Linked DNA regions of Homo sapiens: all the other regions are linked to region 5. Evidence: chromatin loops called from intact Hi-C (ENCODE). Cell type or tissue: Caco-2. All regions are shown on one strand. Links, peaks and the distances in the headings refer to the core of each region. The heading gives the core; the rest is flanking DNA.

What was found. Peaks named below come from ENCODE experiments on the same cell type or tissue, not always from the same donor. Only the 100,000 strongest peaks of a DNase experiment are listed, where the experiment ranks them.
Region 1: it touches region 5 in a loop (5-fold over the local background); 5 of 110 quality-filtered maps call a loop at or near these places.
Region 2: it touches region 5 in a loop (20-fold over the local background); 5 of 110 quality-filtered maps call a loop at or near these places.
Region 3: a loop joins it to region 5, with 8 times the contacts of the local background. A loop is called at or near these places in 2 of 110 quality-filtered maps.
Region 4: a loop joins it to region 5, with 7 times the contacts of the local background. A loop is called at or near these places in 4 of 110 quality-filtered maps.

What each region holds. Positions count from the first base shown.
Region 1 is chrX:35,079,642-35,085,928 of GRCh38, reverse strand. No RefSeq gene overlaps it. Among named protein-coding and RNA genes, the nearest start is that of FAM47B, 140 kb to the right of the region's middle. In Caco-2, for the core only: no CTCF peak of the experiment used is centred there; no DNase peak of the experiment used is centred there.
Region 2 is chrX:35,095,089-35,101,375 of GRCh38, reverse strand. No RefSeq gene overlaps it. Among named protein-coding and RNA genes, the nearest start is that of FAM47B, 160 kb to the right of the region's middle. In Caco-2, for the core only: no CTCF peak of the experiment used is centred there; no DNase peak of the experiment used is centred there.
Region 3 is chrX:34,518,519-34,524,805 of GRCh38, reverse strand. No RefSeq gene overlaps it. Among named protein-coding and RNA genes, the nearest start is that of TMEM47, 140 kb to the left of the region's middle. In Caco-2, for the core only: no CTCF peak of the experiment used is centred there; no DNase peak of the experiment used is centred there.
Region 4 is chrX:34,635,584-34,641,870 of GRCh38, reverse strand. TMEM47 (transmembrane protein 47) reads left to right here. Exons shown (of 3, transcript NM_031442.4): 2 at 2,484-2,624. Among named protein-coding and RNA genes, the nearest start is that of TMEM47, 19 kb to the left of the region's middle. In Caco-2, for the core only: a CTCF peak has its summit at 3,490 (motif pointing left); no DNase peak of the experiment used is centred there.
Region 5 is chrX:34,915,892-34,922,178 of GRCh38, reverse strand. No RefSeq gene overlaps it. Among named protein-coding and RNA genes, the nearest start is that of FAM47B, 24 kb to the left of the region's middle. In Caco-2, for the core only: no CTCF peak of the experiment used is centred there; a DNase peak (open chromatin) is centred at 3,108.

The DNA of each region.
Region 1 (6,287 bases), core at 488-5,487, 160 kb before region 5:
TAATTCCCAATGCAACAGTGTTAGGAGGTAGAATTTAATGGGAAGTGTTTAGGTCATGACAGTTCTACCCTCATGAATGGATTAATGCTGATTACAAACAGGCTTGAGGCTGTGAGTTTAGTCTCTTGATCTCTGTCCCTCTCTTGACCTGTTGCCTTCTGACACAGCAAGAAGACCCTCACCAGATGGAGGCTCCTCAATCTTAGGCATTCTAGTCTTCAGAATTGTGAAAAATAAATTTCTCTTCACTACAAATTATGTAGTTTGTGTTATTCTGTTATAGCAGTGCAAAGTGGACTAAGACAGCACGTCAGCACATTACATGTGGTGTTTAATTTGCCCATGCCACTTCATGTTACAAAATAACATTTTATTTACTTTTATTATGTAATCTCTGTCCTCTGCTCCACATTTTTTTCTTTCTTTTATTTTTATTTTTATTTTTTGAGACAGAGTGTCACTCTGTCGCCCAGGCTGGAGTGCAGTGGTGCGATCTCGGCTCACTGCAAGCTCCACCTCCTGGGTTCACGCCATTCTCCTGCCTCAGCCTCCCGAGTAGCTGGGACTGCAGGTGCCCACCACCACACCCGGCTAATTTTTTGTATTTTTTTTTTTAGTAGAGACAGGGTTTCACCATGTTGGCCAGGATGGTCTCGATCTCCTGACCTCATAATCTGCCCACCTCGGCCTCCCAAAGTGCTGGGATTACAGGTGTGAGCCACCACGCCCTGCCTGCTCCACATTTTCTAAAAACTATTTTCTAGAGCAGTAAGCAGGTCATTGAATGTTAAGTTACGAAATTTGCATGTCCATTCAAAGATACTCTACCTTAACTGACCATCACCTGCTTATAAACAAACCAATAAGTAACTGGTTAGTACTAAGTTATCTCACTAAGCTGACTTGTTTCTTATAGAATTAAAATACGTTAATTGACATAATTGTAGACTGAACTAGAATTAATAGTTCATTGAATCTTAGAGGAAGATAAAATCTTATATCAGGTATTCTCAACTTCAGCACTACTGATATTTTGGGGTTGGATTTTTTGTTGTGGTTGTGACGGGCTGTCCTGGGCACTGTAGGCTGATTAGAATCCTCCCTGGCTTTTACCCACTAGAAGTACCAGTAGCACTTCTCCTCAGCTGTGACAACCTGAAATGTCTTCAGCTATTACCAAATGTCTTCTGGGGGACAAAATACCCCCAGTTAAAACCTACTGCCTTAGAGAATATCTGACTCAATACATTCATTTATCAAAGGAGAAAACTGAAAGCCAGGTAGATAAAATTACCAGGTAAAAATCACTATAATAATTATATAAACATTATCTGAATTGAATAATCACTTTACTATGTCAAATTCCACATTCATAATAAATTTAATAAAGCTCATATAATGAGCACATCCACATAATTTGGGGGTGTATATCTAGATTGTGAATTTGAAGTAAATATATCTTACAGCTTAGTAAGTGATGTTTTCCCAGATAAGCCAAGGTTTCAGATGCAAGTGTTTTAGTAAGAATTTGCTCCCTAGAGAAATTATCAAGGGATTGAAGGATTGATGATAGAAAAGGGGAAGAAACTAGGTAACTGTATAATTTCAGGTGAGGTCTCAGACTCAACACTATCCCTCAGGGAGCTCAAGATCATAAATTACTCATCAGGCTGGGCGCGGTGGCTTATGCCTGTAATCCTAGCACTTTGGGAGGCCGAGGCGGGTGGATCACTTGAAGTCAGGAGTTTGAGACCAGCCTGGCCAACATGGTGAAACCCCGTCTCTACTTAAAATACAAAATTAGCCAGGGGTGGTGGTGTGCGCCTGTAATTCCAGTTACTCCAGAGGCTGAGGCAGGAGAATTGCTTCAACCAAGGAGGCAGAGGCTGCAGTGAGCCAAGATCGCACCACTGCACTCCAGCCTGGGTGACAGAGCGAGACTCCATTTCAAAAAAAAAAAAAGTACTCATTAAAAGTATTTTGGCTTTCAGGCTTCTATAATGTCAAATCATTCAGTCACTGGCTATGGACTACTATGGGATTGGATGTGGTAATAGAAAATTCCTAGGCACTTCCAGTTTTCTGTACTGAAAGGAGACAATGGATTACCTGGAGACTTGGAGGGAAGTGTACCAAATTACTAAACATTTCTATCTCTGTGGGCAAGAAGATTCCAGTGCCCAAAGGGAATCCTCTGAGGGTTAAATGTATGACGCCTCAGCAGCAAAGCATGCAGAAACTTGGAAAGGGACACACAAAGCTGGTAAGAGGTATATGAGGGTTATTGGGCAGGTCACTGACAGTGTCTACTTCACTGGCCTTGTGAAAAAAGCAGGGACTTTTGAGACAGACATATATATTCAAGTTCTGGCCTTGCTGCTTAACGATATGCTTTTAGGCAAGTTACTTGAATTTTTGACCCATAGTTTCTATATCTTCAAACTTAAGGCAAAGATACCTAACCAATTTCATCCAACTTTGTAAGAATTAAGTTATTTAACAAACACAATATGGAGACCATATAACGAGGTATTGTTATTGTGCATTTCAATTCATGAAAACTTATATCTTCCTATTTGTTTAGGTTTTCTAAAATGTCCCTCATAAAGGATACAAAATTTCTCTGTAAAAGTTTTGAACATTTTGCATTAGATATTTTCCAAGTACTTGACATTTTTACTCCCATGGCAGATGATACTTCTTAATTTTATATTTAAGCTTCTTTCCTGATATGTAGACATAATTAATTTTGTTTTATTAATTAGTATCTGGAAAACTAATTGTTTTTCATCTATTTCCTCAGATTATTTTAGATTATCCATGTGTACAATTATATCATTTGTGAATAATAACAATTTTGTTTCATCCTGTACAAGTTCAATATATTTTGTTTATGGTATTTGCCTTACGGTGGCAGTAAGGACCTGCAGTACAATGTTGAATGACCATAAAAAACATCATTGGTTCAATTGATATCTTTTAAAATTTTAACATTGACTAATAATCTCTAGCAGGTTGAAGAACTTTCTATTACTAGATTGTTAAAAAGTTTGTCGTTTTTTTCAATGCTTAATGTATGTTCAATTTTACAAAGGCTTTCTTTCATATAATTACGTGAATTTTTTCTCTTATGGTAATGCAATAATTTATATTAGCTGACTTTCTAATGATAAATTAGATTGTTCTAAGTGTGTTTGTGTATCTGCAATATATATAAATATATTGCAGATTCTCTTTACTATTATTATGTGTCCAGGGTTTTTACATCTATGTTCATGAGTGATAAATTGGCTTATAAATTGCTCTTTTTGTGCTTTTATCCTCGAGTTTCTTTATCAGGATGCTTGTAGCATAAAACTGAATCAGGAAGTTTTTTTTTTAAATTTTATCCTCTGGAAAAGTGTGTGTGAGATTATAATCACTTTTTCTTGTACATTTGAGACCACTTTTTATGAAGCCATCTTTGTTCATCATCCAGGCTGCATTTCCTGAGAAGAGTGTGAGGCAGCTTTGCCTTTCATTCTCCCTCAGCTAGGGCTACAAAAAATAGCAAATGAAAATGCAAGGTGCCTAGTTAAATTTGAATTATTTCCCATTGTCTCTATTAGTTTGCTAGGGCTCCCATAACAAAGTATCACAGACTGGGTGTCTTTAATATCATAAATTAATTTTCTTACAATTCTGGAGGCTAGCAGTCCAAGATCAAGGAGTCAACAAGGTTGATTACTTCTGAGGCCTCTCTCCTTGGCTGGTAGATGCCATCTTCTCCCTGTGTCTTTACTCTTGTGTAGATGTCTTAATCTCCTTTTATTATTAGTATTCTGGTCATAAAAGATCGGGGCCCAACCTAATGACCTTATTTTAATTTAATTACCTCTTTAGGAAATTAAGACCGTATCTCCAAATAAGTAACAATATGAGGTACTGGGGGTTAGAACTTTAACATGAATTTTTGAGAAAGATATTTCAGCCCATAACATTGTCTGTGCATATTCACATCAAGATAAAGGAAAAATGTATGTGATATTCTTATACTAAAACATTATTTGATGTTTATCTAAAATAAATTATAAATTTCTAAACTATCTACCTTTCTCTTTAATTATATTTTCTTCAGGATTTACCTCTCTTTAACACTTTCTTGTTTTGCAGAATTTGCTTATAACATTTCTTGCAGTTAGTCTTTGTTCCATTTACATTGTATAGTAGCTTCTACAGAGGTCCCTTCCAACTTATTTCACTATTTTGCCCTTTGAAGATTCATTAATGAGAAAATATGCTCAACATTAGCATTATGAGCTGGTATACTGAATATGTACTGGCCCAAAGTTAACAGTTCTAAGAACTGTTCTTCAAATTTGCTTTGATGAAGCAAATAATTCTTTCATGGCACAGCTTACTTTTCCATTCTTCAGAATTGTGTTGTATCTCTTAACTTTTAAAAAAAATGTTCTCTATCAAAAGAAAACATGGTTATCAATTGTTATCCCCGTCTTCTTGGTCCCATGCTGCAAGAATACTTAGTGACATACATGTTACTAAATGAAATTCTTAAAGTGGTGAAATCCAATTAAAATGATAGGCTTGACAAATGCCATAATAATTATCAACTTCAGGTCAAAATTTCTTTTTTTATTCACAAGTAATGTTGTCCATTTGAAAAAACAGCCTTGATACTTAAAGCAATTCATTTTTCATCAATTCTTTAACACATTCAACAAGTTCTCTTAATCAATGGACTACATCAATAATACTTTTTTTTCATTGCATATAATGTTATTGCTAGAGAGATACTGAAAATGATGAAGAATAAATAAGTAGGCTTTGCTCAGCAGCTAATCTTAAAAGCCGACACGAATTTTGAGGGCCTTTTCTTTAGAATCAAAATATGGTTAATATGGCATCAGAGCTTCAAATAAATTAAATATTCTCTCAAATGCATTTGTACAAGAAAGTCAATGGATTTTTTAATAGGAATTGAAAAAGTTTGCATTCTAACAAAATCACAAAAATCCTATAATCTCTCAGGTTAAAAAATGTAAGGACTGAAGTAAGAGAGCTGTTTTATGACTATTACTTCAATACCAATATATAGGACATCAGATGCTCTTTGAGAGGCATTAAGCAGAATATGGGCAACACAGCCAACATTCATCAAAGAATCATGCATGCTTTGCTTCAACTTTAACCATGTTATCATTAACACTTAGCTTTTTAGATAGGGCTGGAAATTAGCTATTGTTTCTAAAATAGCATCTGTCAAAAACTTTACTCACAGCAGCCTGATGAGAAAGTATTTTTTATGAAAAAACAATTTCACAGAGGAAAAATGTATTCTGTAATGTCATTATATGCATCTGTGGCCATGGTATAAAAAGGTGAGGCATTTAGATGTTTGATAATTGTTGTAACAGTAAATAAAACTATTATTTTTTGTCATTATTATTATTGCAGTAGATTTGGTCTTGGCACTTGAAAATTTGCTTCCAGTTTGAGTTGAAAGACTGATGGTTATATACAGTGTGAAAAGTCATTACAACTTCTATTGTGATAGTCTTCTTAATTTAAATGTGTTATTTTATCATTGTGTTATTTAAAAATTTGCTATTTTATCATTGTCTTTGGAACTAGCTGAGGAATTCATGCACAGCTGATAATATATGATTGTTTGAATTTCCACAATTTTCTGTATTGAATGAACAATTGGGTATTGCACAAAAAGCTTTTAAAGGACTTTTTCCTTATTTAATAGATGTCAACTTTTCATAAATTTCATCATTTTTGCACTTGTGTTTGGGCATCGCAAGGTTCAAATAGACATGAAATAAAGAGAGATGATACCAAAAATTGCAAGAATGAAAGACTGAATTTGAAAATCTCACAGCCAGGCCAGGTGCAGTGGCTCACGCCTGTAGTCCCCAACACTTTGGGAGGCCGAGGCAGGCAGATCACTTGAGGCCAGGAGTTCAAGACCAGCCTGGTCAACATGGTGAAACATGTTGTCTCTACTAAAAATACAAAAATTAGCTGGGAGCGGTGGTGCACATCTGTAATCCCAGCTACTTGGGAGGCTGAGGCACGAGAATCGCTTGAACCTAGGAGGTGGAGGTTGCAGTGAGCTGAGATGGCGCCACTGCACTCCAGCTTGGGTGACAGAGCATGACTCTGTCTCAAAATAAATAAATAAATAAATATCTCACAGCTGGCCAGTGTGTCTGTCACTCACAAGTCTGAACAAGTTTGTAAATAGGGATTGACTGGTGGAAAGGCTGTAAGCTTAACTAACG
Region 2 (6,287 bases), core at 594-5,593, 180 kb before region 5:
CAAGCTCCACAGGGGTCCATATCTTATTTCAATAAATGTTTACTGAAGGCAAAAACTTCTTAATATTTGAAGGCAGATGCAGAAGCTACTAAAAAAATGATTGTTAGTAACAGTCTATATAGAAGAAAATATCCAAGTATAAATCACAAAACAAATTTAAAAACCCAGGAAAATATTTGCACCATACATGAAAGAAGATGAACATCCTTACTATGGAAAGTTATCTTATACATCATTCTCAGCAAACTATCGCAAGGACAAAAAACCAAACACCGCATGTTCTCACTCATAGGTGGGAATTGAATAATGGGAACACATGGACACAGGAAGGGGAACATCACACACTGGGGCCTGTTGTGGGGTGGGGGAAGGGGGGAGGGATAGCATTAGGAGATATACCTAATGTAAATGACGAGTTAATGGGTGCAGCACACCAACATGGCACATGTATACATATGTAACAAACCTGTACATTGTGCACATGTACCCTAAAACTTAAAGTATAACAAAAAAAAGAAAATTAAAAAAAAGAAAAGCCTATGACAAGATGCTTTAAACTTAAACACAAAGAAAAAAGTCAAAATGAAAATACAAATTTCTCTTTTCAGATAGATAAAACTATTGGATGTTTGATAAAATCCAGGATGAATTAGATATAGACAGGGGAAGATTTTGATTGCAGCAGTGGGTAAGTGTAAGGGCTTTATATTGAGAGATTTCGTTGGACAGAAGATGCAGAAAAATAATAGAATCTGCCAAAATGTCCATCTAGTGTCAAGGGAAGAATACCATACTGATCCTTTTGACAGGATTTTAAAGCAGCTTCGGGCTACAAACTTTAAGTTATATATTGCTCGCACCCACTAGTCATGTGCCCAACACACACACACACACATCCACACACACATACACATATGCACACACACATACATACACCCACGCATATTTAAGACGAATTAAAGTGGTTAAACGCACAAGCTCTGGAGCTCTGCTCATTAGGCCCAAATCCTGGCTGTATATCTATCTATTTTACCATAGCCATATCACCTAGTTGTTCAAGGCCTCTGATTTCTCACTTATAAAATGGAGATAATGATATACCTACATATGTGGTTGAGTGAAGGGTAAATTAGTTAATGCATTTGTATTTATTTATTTATTTATTTATTTGAGATGGAATTTCACTCTTATTGCTCAGGCTGGAGGGCAATGGTGTGATCTTGGCTCACCACAACCTCCGCCTCCTGGGTTCAAGTGATTCTCCTGCCTCAGCCTCCTGAGTAGCTGGGATTACAGGCATGTGCCACCGCACCTGGCTAATTTTGTATTTTTAGTAGAGACAGGGTTTCTCCATGTTGATCAGGCTGGTCTCAAACTCCCGACCTTAGGTGATCCACCCACGTTGGCCTCCCAAAGTGCTGGGATGACAGATGTGAGCCACCCCGCCCGGCCTTAGTTAATGCATTTAATACTTAAAATTGGTCAAGCACAAATAAAGCACTTAGCCATTATTATTAGTATCTGTTTTTGCCCTTCTACGTTATCTAATTTCCCTAATAATATTCTTCATATAATCATGATAAATCAATAAATGTCACTCTGTTAAAGTGCTAACAGTTTTGAGGAGGAACTCACTAAAAAGTGACAGTAAATTGGATCTATATTAACAACTCCAAGAGTCTGAATGGTAGTTTTAAAGATGTTTAATATTTGAATCATTTGCACATCATAGAAAACGTAAAACAATAAAACAAAAATGGTAGTAATCACAAAATCCAAGGAGAGATACTGATAAACACTTTGTTGTAACATAATGCTAGGAGGCTTCTGTGAGCCATAATATGCTGGGTGAATGTGGTGGTGACTCGGTGGATGTGGTGCTGCCATCTGAGAACTTTTCCAGCCCCATCTTCCCAGAATCTCTTGTGCAAGATTTACTAGCAGCTCTGTTGGTACGCTCTGCAAGCCAGAGGGGGAGATTTTCTCATGACATCCCTCTCCTAGGCTTATTTTTTCAAATTAACTTGTCCTAATCCCTCTCTTTTTTTCCTTTTTCTCCCTTACGCTAAAGAAATAATAACCAATTATTAAGTTAATGAATCTTCTCTTAACATTATTTAAATTTGAAAAATGTTAACACAACATATACATAGGTGTGTGTTCGTGTATATGCATATACATGATGATGTGTTCATTGCTCTCAGGCAATTTTAGGGAAACTACTATTTATTGGTTGGAAAAACTGGGAAAAAATCTAGTAAATTGATGCTGCTCCAGTGCAGATTCCCCAGTTTAGGTACTTTGACAAAACCATTTTCCACTGTAGTGAATTAAAACCCTATGCTAGAAGTGTTGGGTGGTAAACCTTAATATGTTGGGGGAGGGGGCTAAATTGTTACATATAAGGTCAGAGAAGTGACAAGACACGCTTTATTTATAGTAAACCCCTGGAGAGTGTCATGTTCGTTCTAAAGCCAGGGTTATAGTTTCTGTCTACCAACAATAAAATGTGTGTAATAAGAATTCACATTCATAAAGAGGAAGAAGGGAAAATGCATTTGCATTGCACTTTTTCAAAAGGCAGAAAAGACATTTGATGAGATGAATGATTCTCATCTGTCATGAAAGCCTTCCTTATAAAGAAAAAAGGAATATCACTATGTTTCTAATAGTAAAATGGCTGATTCTCATTTCCTGCCTAATGAATTATTTACACACTCCACTGAAGGCCATTTATACTCAATCTACACTTACACAATGCTCCAGAAGGTGGTGCACTCATTTATTAGGTAATCTCTTCTGAATTCAATGTATTCCCTTCATTTACTCTGCAAAAATGTTGGTGTTCTCTACCTTAGGGATAAATGAAGGCCCATGTTACAATACACCAGCTCTACTATAATCACAGAGCAATGGGTAAAGTGAATTTTTGTAGGGATGCCATTATTTGATCAATGAAAACAGACAACATAGATACTTCACAACCAAGAGAGAAAGAACAGTAAGAAAGAACAGCTTACAGTATGATCCATACCCTTATCCACTGTACCTTGGAATCCTGTTGCCATTTCCTGACTCTTCTCTCACATTTCTCCTCTGTGATCTAGCTCTTTCAGGTACTAACACTCCCTGACCTAGTGGAGGTTCTTAAGTTGGACAAAGTGGACCCCTTTAAACTGAAGATGGTGCTTTTAATATCTTGATATAGCTTCTTCTAAGTGACAAATTGGTTGCTAGCTTTACACTTTTATTCACAAAGGCATGAATTTACCATACCTGTCTCATTCATATAAGAGTAGTAGTTTTTCAGGTTCTTGCTCCACAGGAGCTGTACAAGAGGAAAGAAAAACGTATTTGGAAAGCCTTGCAGACTCCTCCAATCATCTGCCCCTCATTAAAGACACAGGCTAGAAGTCTCACAATAACAGTAGTAGCAACAGGCTGGTCCCCAGCCAGAGGTCCCAGTGCAACAAGGGTAAATTCAAGTGAAATGAAGATCAGTTGACTTTTAGGTTGCTCAAAGTTCATTTTTTTAAATGCATTTCATGTTGCTGGCAGAATTAATTTCCTCATTAATACATCAGCTGGACAACTGTGGTGACTTTCTTGATTTTAGAGCAATATAACACTTGCAGTTATTAATTTGATATTAGCTTTGAAATAAAATGTGTTTCTGTGTAGAAGTGTGATGGTGTCGCTAACAGAAATGTGGCAACAGCATGAATGAGTTTGTGTTTCTGTGTAGAAATGATGGTGTCACTAACAGAAATGTGGCAACAGCATGAATGAGTAGCTGGATTAACACGCTGTAACATTTTCTAGGTGTAGTTCATGAAAATTTATTAAAAGTCAGGACTCCTTTTTTGGATGGTAAATTTGGCCATGTTTTAATGTGGATTGGAATGGCAGCCATTACCTGAGGATTTTGCTTGAAAACTTAGCATTTTGTTGTAATAAAAAAGAAGTTTAAATTATTAATCCCATAGTTTTTTATCACTAAATATTTTCTGAATTTTAATTTTAATAATTTCAATGTCAAATCTGTGGCTTTAAAGTTTGCTCTTTATTCTCAGTAAATGAAAACGTTAACAATAGTCTTACTTTGGAGCTTCATGAAATTTATCAGGTATCCTTAGAGGCAAATTATTTTTAAATTTTTATTCTAAAATTATTATAGAGTAAAACTGACTTTTTCTACAGTTCTATGAGTTTTAACACATGTATAAATTTGTGTAACTACATCACAATCAGGATAAAAAACAGTCTTATCAAAACAGTGAACTCCTTCCTATTTCTTATGTGAAGTCAAATACTCCCATCCAACCCCTGACCACCACTGATCAGTTATCTAACCTTATAGCTTTGCCTTTTTTCTGAATGCCACATGCTATATAAAGAGAATAGCATAGTATATAACCTTTCGAGACTGGCTTCTTTCACTCGGCACTTCTCTAAGTGCTGTGTGTGACAGTAGTTCTTCTATTTTATTCTTCAATTTTATCCTGTTGTATGGACGCACCACAGTTTGTTTATTCATTCTCCTGTTGATGGACATTTGAATTGTTTCCATTTTCTTTTCTATTACAAATGAGGACATTGCAACAGACAAATCAAATGACCCCTATTTATCCATACCCTTGTACAATCTCCAGGCGTTGAGAGTAAGAGAAACTTGTGAATATGATGGGATATCCTGTGATTAGGTTGTATTAAATAGCACAGTTAAAGAAAGATAGATTATTCTTAGTGGGTATACTAGTCTGCTCAGGCTGCCATAATAGAACATGAGGCTGGGTAGCTTAAACAACAGAATTTTCTTTCTTTTTTTTTTTTCTCACAACTCTGGAGGCAGGAATTCTAAGATCAGGGTGCTGTCAGGGTTAATTTCTGGTGAGGCCTCTCTTCCTGACCAGCAATCTTCTCAGTCCTCATGCCTCCTTTTCCTCTGTGTGCAAATACCTGTGGTATCTCTTCCTCTTTTTATAAGGACACCATCCCTGTTGGATTAGGACTCCACCTTTATGATCTCATGTAACTTTTATTATCTTCTTAAAGGCCTTATCTATAAATATAGTCATATTGGGGGCTGAGGACTTCAACATATAAATTTGGGGGTGGAAGGACAGAATTCAGTTCAAAATAGTGGGTCAGACCTAATCAGTTGAGCCCTTAAAAGAGATATGATCCTTCCTGATAAAGAAAGATTTAAAAAGTGAAAGGGATTTGATGCAAGAGAGAGTCTTCATCACTGGCTCTGAAGATGGAGAGACCATATGGAAAGGAATGTAGGCAGCCTCTAGGAGCTGAGAGTGGCCACCGGCTGACAGTTGGCAAAGAACCAGGGACCCAGTCCTAAACCGCAAGAAACTAAATTCCACCACAACCACATGGACTTATAAGAGAATCCTGAGATCCAGATGAGAACACAGCCTGACTGACACCTGGATTTTAGCCTTGTGTGACCCTGAGCAGAGAACCCATCCATGCTGTGCCTGGGCTCCTGACCTGACCTATAGACAGTGAGCTAATAAGTAGACACTATTTTAAGTTGCGAAGTGTGTGGTATCTTGTTGTAAAGCAACATTTCTTTCTCTTTTGATACAGGATATTACTCTGTCGCCCAAGCTGAAGTGCAGCGGCATGACCATAGCTCATTGCAGTCTCAACCTCCTGGGTTCAAGTCATCCCCGTGCCTCAGCCTCCCAAGTAGCTGGGACTGCAGGTGTGTGCCACCACTCCCAGCTAATCTTTTATTTTTTGTAGAGGTGGAGTCTCACTATATTGTCTAGGCTGATCTCGAATTCCTGGGCTCAAGCAATCCTGCCACCTAGGCCTCCCCAATTCTGGGATTACAGGTGTGAGCCACCTTTCCCAGCCTTAGTAGTTTTGTCTTTATATATAAATTTTCCTATCAGTTTGTGGATATCTTTGTATATTAAAAAAGCTTACTGAGGTTTTCAGTGGGATTGCATTAAATCTTTAGATCACATTGGAAAGAATAGCCATTTTAGCTATATTGAGTCTTCTAATCTATAAACACAAATTTCCTCTAATTATGTTTATCTTCTTTGGTTTCTTTCATTAGTGTTTTTTCAGGTTTTTGTGTAAGTCTTAAACATATTTTATCAGATTTATACCAAAGTGCTTTGATGTTTTGGAGCTATTATAAATATTTCAGATTTCCTAACTTGAAATTCAGATTCTTGATTGCTATTATATAGCAAAGCCATTTACTATCATACATTGACCTTGTTTCTGAGCCCTTGCTCAACTTGCTTATCATTCCA
Region 3 (6,287 bases), core at 392-5,391, 400 kb after region 5:
ACCCTCTCTGTAATGAGGATCTCTTGACCCACAATCAGATTAGAGTCTTATCTTGAGCAGGTAAAAGGAAAACAGGGGAAAGTAAAAGATTCTATTTCTTGAGGCTTGCTCCTAAGGCCTAAAGCACCTCGATATCATAACAAAAGACTGTAAAAGGGCCTATGGGAGTTTTGAGCCAGAAACTGTGGACAAAAACATTACACATACACACACACACACACACACACACACACACACACATAAATATCCCACCTTTTTTGGTCCTAATTGGCTATGAAGTCAGGGGTTCCCACAACCCCCCTCCTCAAGTTTGATAAATTGCTGGAATAATTCACAGAACTCAGGAAAATATTATATTTACAATTACAGTTTATTATAAAGGATAGAAGTGAACGGTCAAATTAAGAGGTCCGTAGAATGAGGTGCAGAAGGGTCTCAAGCATAGGAGCCTCTGTCCCCATGGAATTGGAGTATGCTACCTTCCTGGCATGTGAATGTGTTCACCAATTTGGAAGTTCCCCAAAGCCTGTCATTTAGGGGCTTTTACAGAGGTTTCGTTACATAGGCATGATTATAGCCATTGGTGATTAACTCAACCTTCCGCCCCACTCTTTTCCCCAGAGGTGAGTAAGGTGAGGCTGTAAGTACAAGCTTCTTTTTAACCAAGGGTTGGTCTTTCTAGCAACCGACCCTATCCTTCAGCTATCTAGGGTCCTACCATGGTCCTACCTATCTAGGGTCCTACCTCATTAAAAGAAAATACATTCCTATTACCTTTATCACACAAAAATTCCAAGGGGTTTAGGATTTCTGTACCAGGAGGTGGGGACAAAGATCAAATAGTTTGTGTGTGTGCGTGTGTGTGTGTGTGTGTGTCTGTGTGTGTGTGTTAGTCTGTGTGTGTGTTAGTTAATGAAATTTAATGCATATTTGTTTTCTATTTGAAGAATTGGTAGAAATGTCTCTTTTACTTACAAGTCTTGGATTTTGATTTGTTTTTTCACTAAAAGAACTTTTATAAGAAACTGATTAGACTTCATAGGCAAACAATATCTAGAATGTTACCCACATACTGAATTGGTTTCATCAAGGGAAAAATTACTCCCTTGTGGTATATTCGATATTTTAAGAAGCTATGTTGACAATTTAAGCCACCAGGGTACCATTTAGCAAATTGCAACTTCAATGGATTATTAACTTTTTACATAATATATTTCAATTAAAATGAAATTGGATTCCACTGAAATAAAATAGTTGATGCTGAGTTTTGTCTATAAGCAGGAGAGCACCGGCAATGTTGTTTAAGGACATTTTACCTACAAGAAACTCAATCACTTCAGAAGTGAACTCATTTATATTTGACTACAGGCAACCACACAGAATGAGTGGATATTTTAACTATTTATCTTCCTCAGAGGCTCTTCCATATCTTATCTTCAAAAAGGAATGCTTTACAAACTATTCCTCACTAAAATATCACTACAAAAATTACTTTAAAAAATTAAGCTTGAAAGGTGTCAGAGTTAATTTCCCCTCACATTATTATTCTGAATAAGTTAGAATTCTTCAAACCTAATAGAATTAGAGTGAGATTATCTCAGTGGATATAAAGTACAATCTACTAACAAGTGACTCATTTGGAAAGTAGAATTAACTATTCCTTGTCCACTAAGAGCCCATTTGATCCACTGAAGGCAGTTATTGTAACCATCATCACCTAAGCTTTTATATACTGGCTTATTTTGAATGGCAATTTAAAGCCTTACTAAATTCACTGAATTCTATAGAGAGAAGAAACATTTTATATATTCATTCATGGTATTTTCGATTGATTTTTGTTACATTACTTTAACTTTTGTGCAGTTTTCACTGTCTACTTCTCTTCTTGTCTTGACTGGTCCTTACATACAACCCACTGAGGAATGACTGTGCTCGTTACACTGTGCTTCTTCTGGTATGATGCAAATTCTGTATAGTCTTAGCTTAGGGTCAATATTTGATGAAGCATATCCTTCTCTCTTGAGATCTTTTAACTCTATGTTCCAACCCCATATCCATAGTTCTAATTTAAATAAGCTAACTTAGTCCTTCCTTATTCTGGACAAATTACATGTTTGGTGATATCTATTTCTAATGTCACCTGATCTTTTATTTTTATCCTTTTAAAATATCTATTACATGTTCCGTCTCAAAGCAAAATCTTGATAGTAAGACCATTTATACTATTTAAAGATAATATTCCCTCTATCTGTCCCTTCCTCTTTCTTTAAAACACTTGTGTATGTATAAATATGTGCACATATATAACTATATAGCTATAACGACATTTACAACTAAAATAATTACTTCCAAGTTACAACATGAATTGGCCATCATAAGCATATCATAATCTTTCTCATCTCATACAGTAAAGTGAACTAGTTTATAAAATATGATCAACTTGAAAAAATTCAAGCTGGTTTAATGTAACTTTACCGGATGAACAAGGCCTTTGAGATTTGGGGTACTAGATGGTTTCTGTAGCCAGCCTCTCCTGTAGCATGGCTCCTCCAATGCAAGGCAGAATATCTAACCTATATAAATGAACCAAAGATGGACTCTGTGTATCATTTATTTCTTCACTGCAGGCTGAGACCTGCTAGCTCAAAAGGCCCCTGGAACCAAACCCAAATATTTATACATTCCATTTATTTTAACAATAACCCAAAGAAGCAGATTTTTAGCCATTTTGAGCCTACCCGCTTTGCATACCTCATGAAACCTCAGCCAACATCTGCTAGACACAGCTTAGGTAAATCTTGAGGTTAAACGATCCCAAGCCATTGCTGCCTTCTAGAGCTCTTTGACCAAGAGACTCAGCACTGCTGAGTGATATCACCTACACATGTAAGCCCCCTCTCCAAACTCCCTTTCCTGAGGGAGTTCCCATGTCTTCCTCACCTTATGAGTATTGACCTGTGCCAGTAGCTTCTGGACAGTCTTGTGCTGTGAAGGACGTTCTCTGAATGCAGACCTATCACCCTGTATAGCTTCTGTGTTCTACTGCCATCTCATGGACATACCTTTCTCTTTTATCAGCCTCCAAATCCCTAGAACCTCTTACAATCCAAGAGACAGAGCATGCTTAACACAAAGACAATATTTTCCCTTTTCACTTAATATTAGATGGTACAAGGTAAGTAGATTTTATTATGTTTATCTTGTTTTGAAAGTAGATAGGGGCCAGGTGCACTGGCTCACGCCTCCATTCCTAGCACTTTGGGAGGCTGAAATGGGCGAATGACTTGAGGTCAGGAGTTTGAGACCACCCTGGACAACAGGGTGAAACCACATCTCTACAAAAAACACAAAAATTATCCTGGCATGGTGGTGCACGCTTGTGGTCTCAGCTATTTGGGAGGCTGAGACGGGAGAATCACTGGAAACCAGGAGGTGGAGGCTGCAATGAGCCGAGATTGTGCCCCTGTGCTCCAGCCTGGGTGACAGAGTGAAGCCCTGTCAAAAAAAAAAAAAAAAAAGTAGATAGAAAATAAATAAATAATATCTTTATGCAAATCAAACTTTGCCCTTCCTTCCATCTTTATTTTGCCTTTCTTTCCTTATACTCCTTTACTTTAAATCTTTTTACAAGATATATGAGAGAATCATATCTTTTTTTACTTAAGTAGACGTGATATAATGGTTCATCTACCAAAGAGAAAAAAAATGAACGTATACTCAATTTATAAAGACCAACAATTTTGGAGCTTAACAAAAGATTTTAAATTATTTTAGAAGAAAAACAGGAAAAAATGACGAACAACAAATACAAATATATACATATATATATGCACACTGGCATTTGTTTTTATAAGTTGAAGGCCTTCCATCTTCTGAAATTTAGAGTCATCTTTAGCAACATTTATTGAGTGTTTCCCATGTGCTAGACAGAATTCTAAGAAACAGCTTATTGCTAAAACAGGATAATAACTATTTCAAACAGGTTTCCAAAGAAAACAAAAAACGGTTAATAGCAAAATTGTTGTCAAATGTGACAAATAAAATTGATGCATGTGCCTAAATCACCAATTGCCCTCTTCCTCAATGACAACACCCACTACCAATTGCCTCATTAACATCTGACATGTCATTGTCCTTCAAAAATCTATCTTGCAACAATCCAAATTTTTCTAATCCACCAAAAATCCCAATTCATATATCCTATCTGCGTTGAAGACTTTCCTTGCAAATATTCAGGCACACATTTCTTTCCACATTTGTATTTTTATAGTAGTTATTGTTTGCAAGTCTCCTAATCATATATATTATTTGTAAATATTACTATTCTTCATGTCAGTATCATGTCTTTCATCTCCTGGAAAGCAGGATTTTAATTCTGTTCATTTTTAAAATTATAGTGCCTGGACCATAATTAGAGCTCTGTAAGTGTCCTTGTTGAATTGTTTTATATCTGGAATGCAGCAGAAAATTTTTTGCATCTCAGAAATACCTAGCATAATGTCCAATCTTATTATTAAATTGTAATCTAATCTTCACTCTCAAAAACTTCCTAACTGATTTTAGGTAAATGGTGCTCTCCCCTATAGTTTTTATTTTCTCAGATTTAATGCAAGGTGATGCAGTTGATTAGAACAAGTTTATGTATTTCTTCACTTTTAAATTGATGACTTTATTAGTTAATAGTCATTGAATAAATTAATTTATTGAAATAAAATGACTGCCTAAAGAATTCATGAAGACTTATAGATGACGGTTCTTCTATATCAACATAGAAAAGTTATTACTAAACTACATAGTCTTAATCAGGTTTATCTGATCAACATGCTATGTGGGGTATGCAAAATTCCATTAACTATGCAAACTCTTAATAATTGTATTCATTTTTGAAAGGGAAATAATGTTAACTTTAATGTTTTCGAAATAAATATTGAGACTTGCTAAATCATTCTTTGGACACACAATAACAGCATGTTTCTATTGCAACGTTCCTTTCAAATTTGAATATATTAGTGTTTCGATACAAAGTTAGTTTACCTAGTAATGCAATATTATCATTTTATTGTATTCACTTACTATAGATTACAGATGGAATAAATGAAACATTCCTCAAAAATGATGAATTGTTAGGCAGCAAAATTTGTGTTGAAACCCCAAACAAAAAAGCTGCAAATACTCTCTGTAATATTATACTAACATATGGCTATGTAAGATATGAGACTTTCCCTGTTTTACCAAGGTACCCAACTATTTCAGGTAAATTTATTTCATAAAATTTAGTTCATAAATAAATATTGTATATAAGCTCTGTGGCATTTTTTCTTGTGAGTGAGGTAATGCCTCAAAATTATTGTAACAGTTACATTCTTTCTTTCAGAGCACTCAGCATAATTAGGGAGATAAAATATATGAAACATTAATTGGTCTTCCTGATGTTACCCAGAAGAAACATTTTTTAAATTAATTTTGTGAATGTAATATATGAAACATACTGTTGAAAACAATATTCAAGATGCCCGCCCCCCAGTGACCCATGTTCTAGGTATATATGCCCTTGTTTATTTCTCTCCCATATTGAATAGGTGTTTGATTGTGTGTGACTCGCCAAGTCTAGATCAGAAAAGGCATTGTGGTTTCCATCTTGCTTTCTCTTGTATCACTTCTTCTAGGGGAAACCAACCGATACATCGTGAGAAAACTCAAGCAGATCATTGACAGGTGCAACAGGGAAAAACAGGCCTCCTGCCAATAGCCATCACCAGCATAGAGTGTGAGGAACCTTGCAGATAGATTTTTCATCTCCAGTCAATTCTTAAGATGACAGTAGCCCTGGCTGACATCTGACCAAGCCTCATGAAAGTCCCCGAGTGCAGATCCAAGCCACTAAGCTTCTCCTGAATGACTGACCCACTAAGACTTGGGGTAATGTGCAGCAATAGATAAATAATAAACATAAAGAATATATGTAACATATATGTTATTATAAAACAATAATAGAATGAACACCTGTGACACCTACCCCCCCATATTTATGAAATAGGACATTATCAAAAGGTTGTGTCCATCTTCACTTGTCTATCTCTGTGTTAGTACAGCACATTTTAATTACTGGTGATTGGCATCAAGTCTCATTTTATGAGAGAATAGATGCCTTCTTCCACCTTTTATTTTTTTCTTTTTAGGGGCAACTTGGCCAGCCCCTTCGCCATTTCCTGTAAGTTTTATTTTCAGTTATCACAAGATCAGGGATCTCAGGATCCACTAAAATACTTTTTGGATATTTGTTGGAA
Region 4 (6,287 bases), core at 573-5,572, 280 kb after region 5:
AAATAAATAAATAAGTTTTATTGGGGCACAGCCAGCTTGTTTACACATTGTCTGTGGCTGCTTTCACACTATCATGCAGAGTTGAGTGGGTACAACAGAGACCATAAATCATAAATCCAAAAATATTTCTCGTCTGGCCCTTTATATGGAAAGTTTGCTTATCATTTTCTACCTTAGTCTGTCTTTACAAAATGCAAAACGTGTATTTTAGCTATTTTTTTGAGGATATTTAAAATAGAGAAAAGTGATCAAAATTCATTCCTGTTTGAATTATGGCTGAAAGTGAAGAGTCAAATGTGTGGCATTTTTTTTCACACTGAGCTATGTGAAAGAGCTAATCAGGAAAAAACAATCTATTGCACTTTCACTTTAAGATATTTTATATGGGTAGATATTTAGTTACATTTTGATTTAAATGAATCCAATGCTTTAAAGTTTTTACTTATGTAAAATAATTTAGGGAAAGTTGCTAACAGTAATAATCGTTCTATAAGAGTAATAGACCAACTAGAACATATGGAGCATAGGCTTTCTTAATCAAACTCTCCAGGAATTGCATAGATGGATGGATGGATGGATGGATGGATTTTATTTTTTTCATTGTACACTTTTATATAATTAAACTTTGATTTTTTTAATTCAGAAATTTCAATTTACACACCTGTTTTTAGAAGGATTTCCATCATGCCAAAGTGCAATATAATTGTGCACTTGTGTAAACTTTTCCCAAGAAATTTAGAGACTTCAAATGTAAGGACTATTTTTTTTTTTTTGGCTTTTTAATTCAAAGCTACATGCTGTTATGGAATAAAAAAGCCCAGTATGGCTAGCCTTTTAACTTCTAGTTAAAAGCCAGATCTACTTTTGTTTGAAGTTGTATGGCTTTGTTACAAATAGATGGCATTAAGAAGATGCTCTCCACTTTGTTGTGACTCATCTTTATATTTTAAGAAGTTTGGATTTGTTCAATTTCCCCTTGTTTGTTTGTTTCTTGATTGCAGTGCAAGTTCTAGTTGAGAGCCTGTGAAGCTTCCACAATTTCGTAGGAGGGGAAGATGTGGAAGAGGATGCTTGAGACAGGGATGTACAAATATAAATAAAAGAAAATCTTAGGGTATTGGCAATTCCTCTGCTCATCGTTTATCCTACCGTAACAAAGAGTGCATTTTGGAAGCTTTCTGGGGGGATAATTTCAGAGGGAAGCATCAAAATATCATGACTTCTGGACTTAGGATAGAATCCATTGCAATTTAATGATAGATTAAAATCCATTTGCATTTTCTGCACTTACATTAAACTGAGGGCCAGAAGAGGCGCTTGGGGCTTTTAAACAACTGCTGCTCTCCATAGTATCGTTTTATATGATGTTTCCCAACCTGTATAGTACTTTCATAGATTCACTTTGTCTCTTCTGAGAGAATATTTTACCATTCTTATGAATGGAAAATGGGCCAGTTTTTCATCATACTATTTCTACATTTTTGTTTTATAAGAAATGAATGCATTTCAATAAGGTTTATGTGTCACTAAGAGTGTGAGAAACTGTTTGGAAGTATCTGTGAACAGAGGCCTGCACATAGTAAGTGGTCAATATATGCTTACTGTTTCCGTGTATGAATGAAGGGGCCGAGCAGCCATTCAGAGTCCATTCTGGCTCCCTGGGAATACTTAATTTTAGAAACCACACCCGTGATGGTAAATACAGCAGTGAAACTAGAATCAAATAAAAAAGAAGTGGAAAAAACAAACAATATTCCTGATGCTAATTTGATGGGGAGTTGTTTTAGAGGGAGTGGAGGAGAGACAAATAAAAACTTTGGAGATTTTTATATGGTTAAGGAAGGCTTTCCAAGAAATAGCAATAAAAAAAAGAATATACTACTGTCACATGCAGCATGGATGAATATGAGAAACTTAAAAGCCAGACACAAAATAGTTCATACCATTTATATGAAGTTTAACAGAAGGCAGAACTCAATCTGTGGTGACGGATGTCCTCAGTAGCCCAGGTGGGAGGGTCATTATTGACTGGGAAGGGGCGCAAGAGAAAAATCTGGGTGATAGAAATGCCCTGTATTTTAATCTGGATGGTGTATAAATATCTATAAGAATTCATCAACTTCTCTACTTTCTATACTTAAGATTTGTGAACTTTATTGCTCGATAAAAATTTAAATCATAATAATATTGAAAATAGGTCATGGAGGGGACACTTGATTTAACATGAATGCCTAATAGAGTCCTTGGAAGAAAATCCTAGCAAACCCCTGGTCTAAAACTCTGCTGAGCTTAGCATAGGAGACTTTTCTGAATAAGGACATTTCCTATTCATTTTTGTTGCAAAACATTTCAAACCCCAAAGGATGCTTAGCATGCAGTAAAATCACATCTGTTGAGCCACTGCAAGGTGAAGGCTGCTGAACATAGTTCTGTTGATTCTTTGAGGACTTACTACTCAAAAACAATTTCTTTTTTCTTTCCAGATTGGCAGATTGCTACTCTGGCTTTACTCCTGGGCGGCGCTGCCATCATTCTCATTGCATTCCTGGTGGGTTTGATTTCTATCTGCGTGGGATCTCGAAGGCGTTTCTATAGACCTGTTGCGGTCATGCTTTTTGCAGCAGGTAAACAGATTCATTACTTTCAAATGAGTATTAAAGTTTCATGAACCTTTCTACCATCTTCCTTTCCTATGCAGAAGAGGTATGTGTTTGCTGCATTACGTAAAAATTGAGAGGCATTTACTATATTTTTAAGGTAACTTGGCTAAAGGTTTATCAGATTATCAGTTTTCAGTGTGTTAAGCATTTCACAGAGCACAATGGCAGCTTCTAAACCTCTGACTAAAGCATGAACAAATAATACTGCCTGACAGGGCTATTACCTTAGGAATTGCAGCAGGTGTATTTACTAACAGTCTTTTACATCCAGTTTTTTCCCCTTTTTTACTGCTCCCCTGGTGATCTTAAGGCAGCATTATTTTTTCTGATAAGGAACTGAAAACAAATTCCAAAATGTTTACCCTTAAAGATGTATATCTCTTTGAAAATGTGTGATGTATGACTCCAACCATTAGACAAGTCAATTATATGAAGTCAATTGTATGTTAATTAATTTATCAACCATCATTGTATGAAGCACAGCTTGGATTAAAATATCAACCAATGAAATGAAAAGACGGGACTGTTTAGAAAAGGGGCTTGCAGACTAAAAGCCCAATACATGATTTGATGTGAGCTTTAATTTTCATTTATAAAAATACCTTTGAATATATTGTTCTTTTTGACTCAAACTGCAATATTCTGTGGTGCCTTCAGTTTGCCCTGTCAGTCATATCTGATTTGAAGACTGCAAAGTAAGCTTCTGTGACTATCAATAATGAAGACACTGACAAAACCATCTAGGCTGTTAGATGGATTTTTAAAAGCTGTTTCAAGATTGGAATAGATGAAATTTCTCAGGATTTAAAGGGTAGTTGGAGCTAAAAATACAAAACAGAAGTGTTCTGCTGCCCCCTACTGTTTGTGTTCATTTTCTTATACCCATGAAGGCTGGTCAGAATTGGGGGTGTCATAAAAATGAAGGTCCAAAGGGCTGAAGGAATCCAGAAGTACATCTAATTCAAATCTTTAAGTGACTTGCTCAAGATCGCATAGTAGCTACTGGCAGACCTGGGCCTGGGAGGCTTCTGAATCTTAATCTAGTGGTTCATTAACCACTGACTTCCTCACTTATTTATGCAACTATTTCTTAGATGCCTATTACAGGCTAAACACAGTATTAGACACCTATAAAACTGGCCACAGTATCACCACAGATACTCACTAATAGAGTAGAAAGCACAATTTCAAAAAATATTTTGAAGTCTTAGTCCCAGTTATTCGGGATGCTGAGATGGGAGAATCACTTGAGTCTGGGAGCTTGACGCTGCAGTGAGCCGACAGCACACCATTACACTCCAGCCTTGGCAACAGAGTAAGACTCTATCTCAAGGAAAAAAAAATAATAAAAGTACCTTTTTCTGCCGAGACATGTGCAGTACATAAAATCAAAACAGACACATTACTACTACCGCTTGGAAACATCTCTATCCGAGACTTCACACTTACTTGATTTAGTACCGTGTGCTATGCCTGGTACTCATATACACTCAATAAATAGTTTTTGAATGAATGATATAAAAATGACTAAGGCATGTAGCTCATAATCTGGTGGGGTAAAACAGGCATGTAAACAAATAAGTAACTGTAATGAAGGGTTTTTTTTAAGCAATTTCTCTTTTGGGGTCTTAGGAAGCAGCTAGTTTCACATGACTACAAAGCTAAGACCAAAAGACCTCAAAAAAGTAATAAATATCAAAAGGATGTTTTTTCATATATTTATGTTTTTATTTATTTAATAAATATGTTGGGCACTTACACTATACAAGTAGACAGTCTTGGTGTTATAAAATATACTCTAAGGGTTTTTACTGAAAACTGATAATTAAGTCTCATAAAGATAGCCAAACAGATTATAAAGATTTTGTCTTCTTTTTTTTTTCTCTGAGGTCTTTTATTTAGGGCGGGCTTATTACCTTCTTGAATAGTTGCTAGAATAGCTAAGAGCTAGCCATTGCTGTAGCCCATCTAAAACACTGTCCTTTTTTCCACAACTCTCTTTCTCACCAGTCCTATAAATCTAGACTTCAGAATTAGATATTTTTATAATAATAATGCTGATAAGAATGATTAATTAAGCACCTGTCATGTGCCACGTGCTAGACACTTAACATACACTGTCTCTGATATAACAATCTCAAAGTTAGATATTTATTTTCTCCGTATTATCAATGAAGAAACAGGTTCAGAAAAATTAAGTAATTTCCCAAGGTCATTTTAACTAGTAAGTTGTACATCTAGGGTTTAAATTCAGGATACCTATCTGACTTGAAAGCCCGAATGAGGATTCCCCAGTTATCTTTACTTCAGTACATATCACATATTGGAAAAATCAGTGCAGAATCAGCCTTGATTTTGAATTCAGTTGCCAACTGTGCACTGCAGTTGGAGTCCGTCCTGTAACTCCAGTTACTCCGTTTCTCGGGAGCAACACCTGAAGGCATTTAGTACCTTGAGATGTCATAAAGACCACAAACTGATTGATGCAGCATGACTGCACCATAGCACATAATGAAAGTTGTGCACATTTCCAGTACAGTTGACTACAGCATATTTCTTTTTGTGTAACTGACAGTGATAGGTAATATATGATGTGATTCTGATAACTGGCATCCAGTTCTCACTAAAGACTTGGTGAAATTAGAGGGACTGCCTCTTGCCACGTTCTCTTCTTTTATTGTCTACTTTTGAACTATCCGCAGGTCATTTGTATGTCCCACAGGAATATAGGATGAGTGTTTTCTTTCTTTCCAAGGCCTTTAATACAAATTGCAGAAAATTCTCTTTTATAATTCGATTTTACATACAGAATCCCCATTTATTATGTTATTAAGGATGATTCTTTATGTTATATCTGCAGAAAGCCTCCTATAAGGATTGTTTTTATAGAAAGGTGATGTTTTTTCAGGGTCCTGCAGCTGATTTCCATCTCTGAGCTATCTCTGATTGGAGGCTTGTGTCTTACAGCCCTCATCACCATCCTATAAGTCACAGTGAGATAGCTGGAACCATTTCAAGTCTAGATTTTGGTAGAAAAATCAGTGTCCAGTTTAGATTTCAAACTAAAAGAGAGTTCTTCTATTCAGGATATTTAGATTACATGTTAATTTCCCTGTACCGTTATCAAACTACACTTCGGCTAGAACAATTTACAGTATCACTTCCCAATAATTAATTTCATACTGCTGCCACTAGTAGTTACAAATTAAATTTTAAAAAGAAAAGAAATGGATACCTTCATATTAACCTTCCACTGGCAAATGCTTTTTATTCTCCAAATCATTGTTTCTTTTATGTCAATTTTATATTTAGGGACCAACCTGGCTGGTAGGGCCTATCAACCTTTGCCTTTAAATTATCTCCTAATTTTGTACCTTTTTTTCGTACACCATCATTATTGCCTTAGTCGAGGCCACAACTTTTCCCTAAATGGAACGTCTCATTCCCCAAATTTGGTCTTCCCCTACTTTATTTTGTTTTTCTATGGCAATATCTGACTGTTTTAAGATGTTTATGTGACTCCTTTATTTTGCCTTGTTGAGTATCTAGTTTTTCAGTTCTTTCTTTTAGTCTTTCTTTAGATTCCCTGACTTTTCTTTCCCACTGATGACACCTTAGTCATCACTG
Region 5 (6,287 bases), core at 537-5,536:
TCTTCTTTTTAATCTTTATACTTATTATTTGTGCCTCCTCTCTTTGATTAATTTTTTTTGTTTTTTGTTTTTTGAGACGGAGTCTCACTCTGTCGCCAGGCTGAAGTGCAGTGGCGTGATTTCAGCTCACTGCAATCTCCGCCTCTCGGTTTCAAGCGATTCTCCATCCTCAGTCTCCTGAGTAGCTGGGACTAAAGGTGTGCACCACCACGCCCAGCTAATTTTTGTATTTTTAGTAGAGACAGGGTTTTACCATGTTGGCCAGGATGGTCTTGATCTCTTGACCTCATGATCCGCCCACATCGGCCTCCCAAAGTGCTGGGATTCCAGGTGTGAGCCACCACGCTGGGCCTAATGTTGTTTTTAAAAGAACCAACTTTGGTTTTGTTGATTTCATTTTATAATTGTTTCTTATTTATCGGATTTCTGCATGTATCATTATTTTTTCTTCTAATTCTTTGGGTTAATTTCCTGTCCTCATCTAAATATATAGATTGTTAATTTTCAGTCTTATTTTCTAATATTTATACTTGAGTCTATGAATTTTTATTTATTAATGTCTTTAGTTGCATGCCACATATTTTTATATGCCAACTATGTTACCATTTATTTCACAGCAACTTAAAATATCCATTGTCATTCTTGTTTGATACAATTTAGTTATAACTATACAGTTTAATATCAAATATTAAGGAATTTTTCTGTTTATCTTTTTGATACTGATTTTTTATTTAATTCTACTCTCTGCAATAAACATCATCCCTTTAAATTGTGTCAAAGCTTGTTTCATGGTCTGTAATATGGTTAATATTGATAACTTTCCAAGTACACTAGAAAAGAGTATATATTGTAACTACGGAACAGTGTTGTATATGTCAACTAGGTCAAGTTCATGAATGTTGTTCTTCAATCCCAAAGAAACTCCAGCAAGTTTTGTTTATTTATTCATAAAAATTTGACTCTAAAGGGAGAGAAACAGAAAAGATTTGGTCAATCTCAATGTATTTTATTACCCACAGGACCTTGGCCTCACAAGTTCTCACTTCTTTTATTGCTTTCTGATGCTTTTACATAGCTGTTCTTTTCTATTTTGCTTAGCTTTTATAGCTATGCTCAATGGTAGAGTTGTTTTGAAATAAGTTACTCTGTCAAAAATGAAAATGGAACTCTCCCATCACCACATTTTCCCTGTTGACATTACTATTCCAAGTAGAATGAGTACATTTTCTTAAAATATCACACAAATAATCTATTTCTGGGGTGAAAATATTTTTTCATGTTGCTCGAATTTATTATATAGTTATTTAAACAGTGTGTTTCTAGAAAACAGAATGGATAACAGAATATAAATCAAAACTCTTTCAAAAGTGTATCAATTATATGTAGGAAATGGCAGCATTTATCTAAAATCATCATGCTTCATAAGAGCTTGCCCAACTGTAGATAGAGTAAATCACTTTTCTTTTGGAGACACGTTGCTCAGATCTGAGCCAAAGTTAAGCAAACTTCAGAGAACATAGAAATCTACCCATACCTGTAGCAAAAGGTTTTCTGCCTTAAGCCAAATTGATAAATGTATGTTGCACATGTATATGGTGATTGATTGTAAATTTCTGTGTTTGTATTAACATGCCTGTGTAACATGACTATGGGTATATATATTTATGTTCATATAATTTCTTTAACGGGTATATATGGCTGGCTTATCTTTAAATATCTAGGAAGAGTTATGTATATTTGTGGCTAGGCATGCGGGATGCTAGGCCTATGAGTACATGAGTGTACACCTGGCATGGCCCAACATGTGTCTGAAAGCTGCTGTGTCCAAATGGAGGGGTTCAGGGACCTGGAGAGAAGGTATCCCAGGGTAGGGATACGGAACAAAGAAGGTAGTCACTTGATAGTGTAAATACTGGACCTTAGTATGTTTTTGGCACTTTATGCCCAATACACTGACCTTTCACCTGATCCCTTATGTTTATTATTTATATCCTTTCTCCTAAAAGGTCTTCTGCTAAAGTACACTGAAAACAATCCAATTTCTGTGGGCTAAGAAACTCCGAATGAGGCCTTGATTCCTGCTAAATTTCTAAACGCCTGTCTTTTTTCTACCCCTAGATGTGGAGCTCCATCTTTTGTTTTCAGCAAAAAGCTTTCCATGAACCACAATGCTTGCACCTATCTGGCCGTAAGTGTGGCCCCTTCCCATATGCTCTTGCTGCATTTATGAATTACATCAGGTTGAATACACTAGGGAATTTTATGATACTTTGAATACTAGTTTCAGCAACCACACTACATATTTCCTTCTTATTCACCTTCCAACCATCACAGTCTCAAAATAGCTTCCTAATATTACAGACCCAGAGGAGCTTGTAGTTCAGTACATCTACACAAGGCATAATAGGAATGCTCATTCACAAAACTCATTATGAAAGCGTCCATAATGCAATGCTCATTCACGATTTCTAGGGCCAGCAAAACACTTCCATATACTAAGACTAAATACAATAACAGGTTGGATAAATTGAACTATATGAGAGTAGAAAAGGTAGGAGATGATTTTAAATACTTACTATAATAATTAATTCTACATTTACTGCCCAACTTAATTGATATTACAGAAGAAATTCAAAAGGACATTCGAATATTCTCTCTAGAATTCGAATGAAAAAGAAACATTATTATAATTTTCTAAAAGTTGGAGAATCCCAGGAAACAATTTATAGCAGGAGATTCTGAAAGTGCCCAAATCTTGTATGGAATAAATACGATTACAAAGGAGACATTGTGGGTTCATCGAAAACAAGTCACACTGAAATAACTTTATGTCCTTTTTATGGAGTATCAGTACATTAGTATTCTAAGTGAAAGTTGTTGGCATTATTTCTTGATTGCAATAAGACATATGAGATGTACCTAACAGAATCATTTGGAGAAAATGTAGACATGAGCTAAGAATAATTAGGTAGATTTACAGCTGGTTAAATCTCCATATCCAAAGAGTATTTTTAACCAATCAGAGTTAACCTGAATCAGCTATCTTGGCAAGTAGCTATAGATCCTATTGAATTGGCAGCCTTTAGGGGGGAGTCTTGTTGCTTCCAACCTTCCCTCTGGTTCCACCTTGTGGCTACTTTTCCACTGATCATTTGCCATAGCACTTATCTTGCTTTGTGCGTATGTTGAACATCAGTTATTTAACAGAGTTGTGATTATATAACTTGGTGTGGTGCTGCTGAGCTACTTCCTGGTGCATCTGAGAATGAAAATGAATAGAACAAGTCTGTCTTCAGGACATGGATCATGGTCCAGGTCTGTAGGTATAAGTGTTAAATGAGTCCACTAAAGAGAATCAGAATAGGGAATCACTATGTTACATGCCACGCAGTTCCCATAAAATATTATTGTTTCTTCTCTGAGGCATAGCTTTTCCTGGATCACGCATTTGTTCTTATTCCCCTGATATTATTGTCCTCTTCTTTTTTCTTTTATTGCCTGCAGATTTACCTCTGTTGTTATACAGTAACACTAGCACAAATATTAGACACACTGTGTTAGTTCAGAGTTTTGTGGATTCTAAGCACATATTTATTTTATTTAAATAGACAGGCAGGTTGGGAATATCTCCTGGAAGCTGATGACACTAAGGCTCAGGAACGTGAGGAGTACTAATAAAGCTGTCACAGCTGGGGCTTTTTTGTGAAGTTTGAGCTCCAGATCAGTCTTTTTGAAGAATTATCTAGTTTGCTACCTCCTTCATTATACTGCTGAGCAGAAAATTCTCACTGTCTCCAGAAATCTAAAAGCAGAGAACACCTTGCATGCTTTCACCCTCTTGTCTAGCCATGATTCCAACACATGAATTTTCGCCAGCCTAGTCATGAGAACAAACGTGACTCATACCTCATGGGTCATCAGAACAAATTTCTCAAAGCACAGACACACTGGGTCTCAATTTGAACTGGAATACAGTGTCTTTTCCCCCAGAAGCTTCTCTAGTAACCACAGCAAAAACAATCTGAACCCCAACAATATGTACTGGATGGAGGTCGACCACATAAAGTGATCTTTGCACTTTTACTTGGCAACATCCTTTTTTTTTTTTTAACCTGCTAACAGCACCGTGCCATAGTCTATCAGGAATGAAGAAAATTTCCAGTGATCCTCCAATACACAATTATCAGCAGTTTTCATCATGACCGTCATCATAAAGAATATTTACTGAACAATAACCACAGCCTGTAACTATGTACCATGTACAATGTTAAGTGCTATACACTCATGATCTCAGTTAACCCTACACAACCCTGAGAGGCAGGAATTAACAACATTTAGTCTGTGAATAAACTGAAACCTAAGGAGGCTGCGAGCCCGACATCGCAGAAATAGTCAATTGTAGAGCTGGGATTTGAAACTGTGTCTGTCTCATGCATATAGCACCCAACACAACACTACTCATAGATCCCGACTCATGCAGCAGCAGCAACAATAAAATGTACTCTTCCTCGTATTTCTTCCCTCCACTCCTGTTGTGTAACAGATTTAAGCTGGATATGAATTATTGAACCAAATGATCTCTTTGTCTTAAAAACTTTTAGATTCTACAAACCAAATCTGCAGACTTTCCCCGTACCAGCCCAGAAAGTAGCAGAAATTAGGTATAAAGAGTAAGTCAGACCCCACACTTCCAGTGATGAGAAACATTCCAGAGCTGCAACAGAGAGGGTCTTGCTTTTATTTTGAAAGAAACTTTATGCCACACAATAAACAATGGAAACATCCCATGATAGTATTTGCCAACATGGCTCAGCACACTTTAGCAGAGAATAAACAAACACTGGACATGACGAAAGGAAATTGGGAAGAGGTCAAGTGCTATGCTCTCCCTGTACATTGATTCACTGCTCCAGGCTTTGGATGATTTGCTGTAAATTCATTTTTTCACACCATGGTTTCCTGAGGTTTGGATTGTGTGCTAGCTGTGTGGCTTGTAATTTAAGGACCATTCAGTCATTAAGTTCTTTTGAAAAAAATGCCTTCTTATGAAGCAAACAAATATAGAGCTAATAATATTAAAATAAAAAGAATTGAATAATATCTTATTTAATAGATTGTATTATAATAGATAATGCCCAATAGAAGCATGTGGGATAGTGGATTTCTCTAATGTTACATGAATATGTGCAGGTACTACATGCAAATCAGAAAATCCTGAAAATATGACAAATAATGGCACTCACAATCTTGATCATTGTACATTTTGACACCCAAGGCTTTAATGAGGCAACAGTGAAGTCATCATTTGATGAATGCTGAAGGTTTTTAGATTTCCTCGAGGTTATAGAAACAAAATTTGGATGGCTATTTCTATGTTAAGTGACAGTGCAAAAATACCTCAGGCCTCTGACTAGTTTTGTTGCTCTCCAATGCTTGTTTCACAAAAATTGCTGATGACATGGCATTAACAAGTTTTATTTTTGCTGTCAGTTATTTTATTTGCCTATCCAGATGCAATTATAAACTAAAAAGACAAAATTATGCACTATATATCATGTCAAAAATAACCATTACTTTTCCTAAAATATTACTGAAGTAATTCTCAAATAATTCTTTATTGGTTCTTTTGAATTTTAATAAGTGAAGTAAATCTTACTGACTAAAATTCAGGGTACGTAATAACTAATTGATAAGCACTTAAATTAGTGGCTGGAAGGTAAGTAAAATTATTATTTCCAAAGTGGATCCACAGTTCATTAACCGCAATTGTCATTTTCTACTATGTGATGGAAGAAAGTCACTTTACTTAAGATTAAATTAACATCTGATGTTACACAAATGTTCCATCAACTTTCTTAATGGCTTATTTCAAAAATCATGTATTAGAGAAACCAGAAAAAGTTATATCTTTCAGTTTAAACTCAATGTACAGAATCAATGTGTCCCTCTCTTCACTTCCAACAATGTAATGAATTTTAATAGCCACTTCTATCTACCCTGTTGCCAGGTCAGGCAGCAGCATTATTCCATGTTTGTCAATTAAGACGTAACACTAAATGGAGATTATATGTCTAAACATGCTCCAACTAGTGACAGACCTTTGATCTAGAACTCTGAGTCATGGGCCACTATTTCCTCTGATGAAAACTAGGCTGTTCTATTTTCAGCTCCAGGTGATAAGATACTGCTTGTCCTGTTACCTCAAGCCAAAGATTTGACACAATGTAGCAGCAAGGTGCTTATGACACTAAATGTTTCCTCATGAGCCATATGGAGATAAAAACATT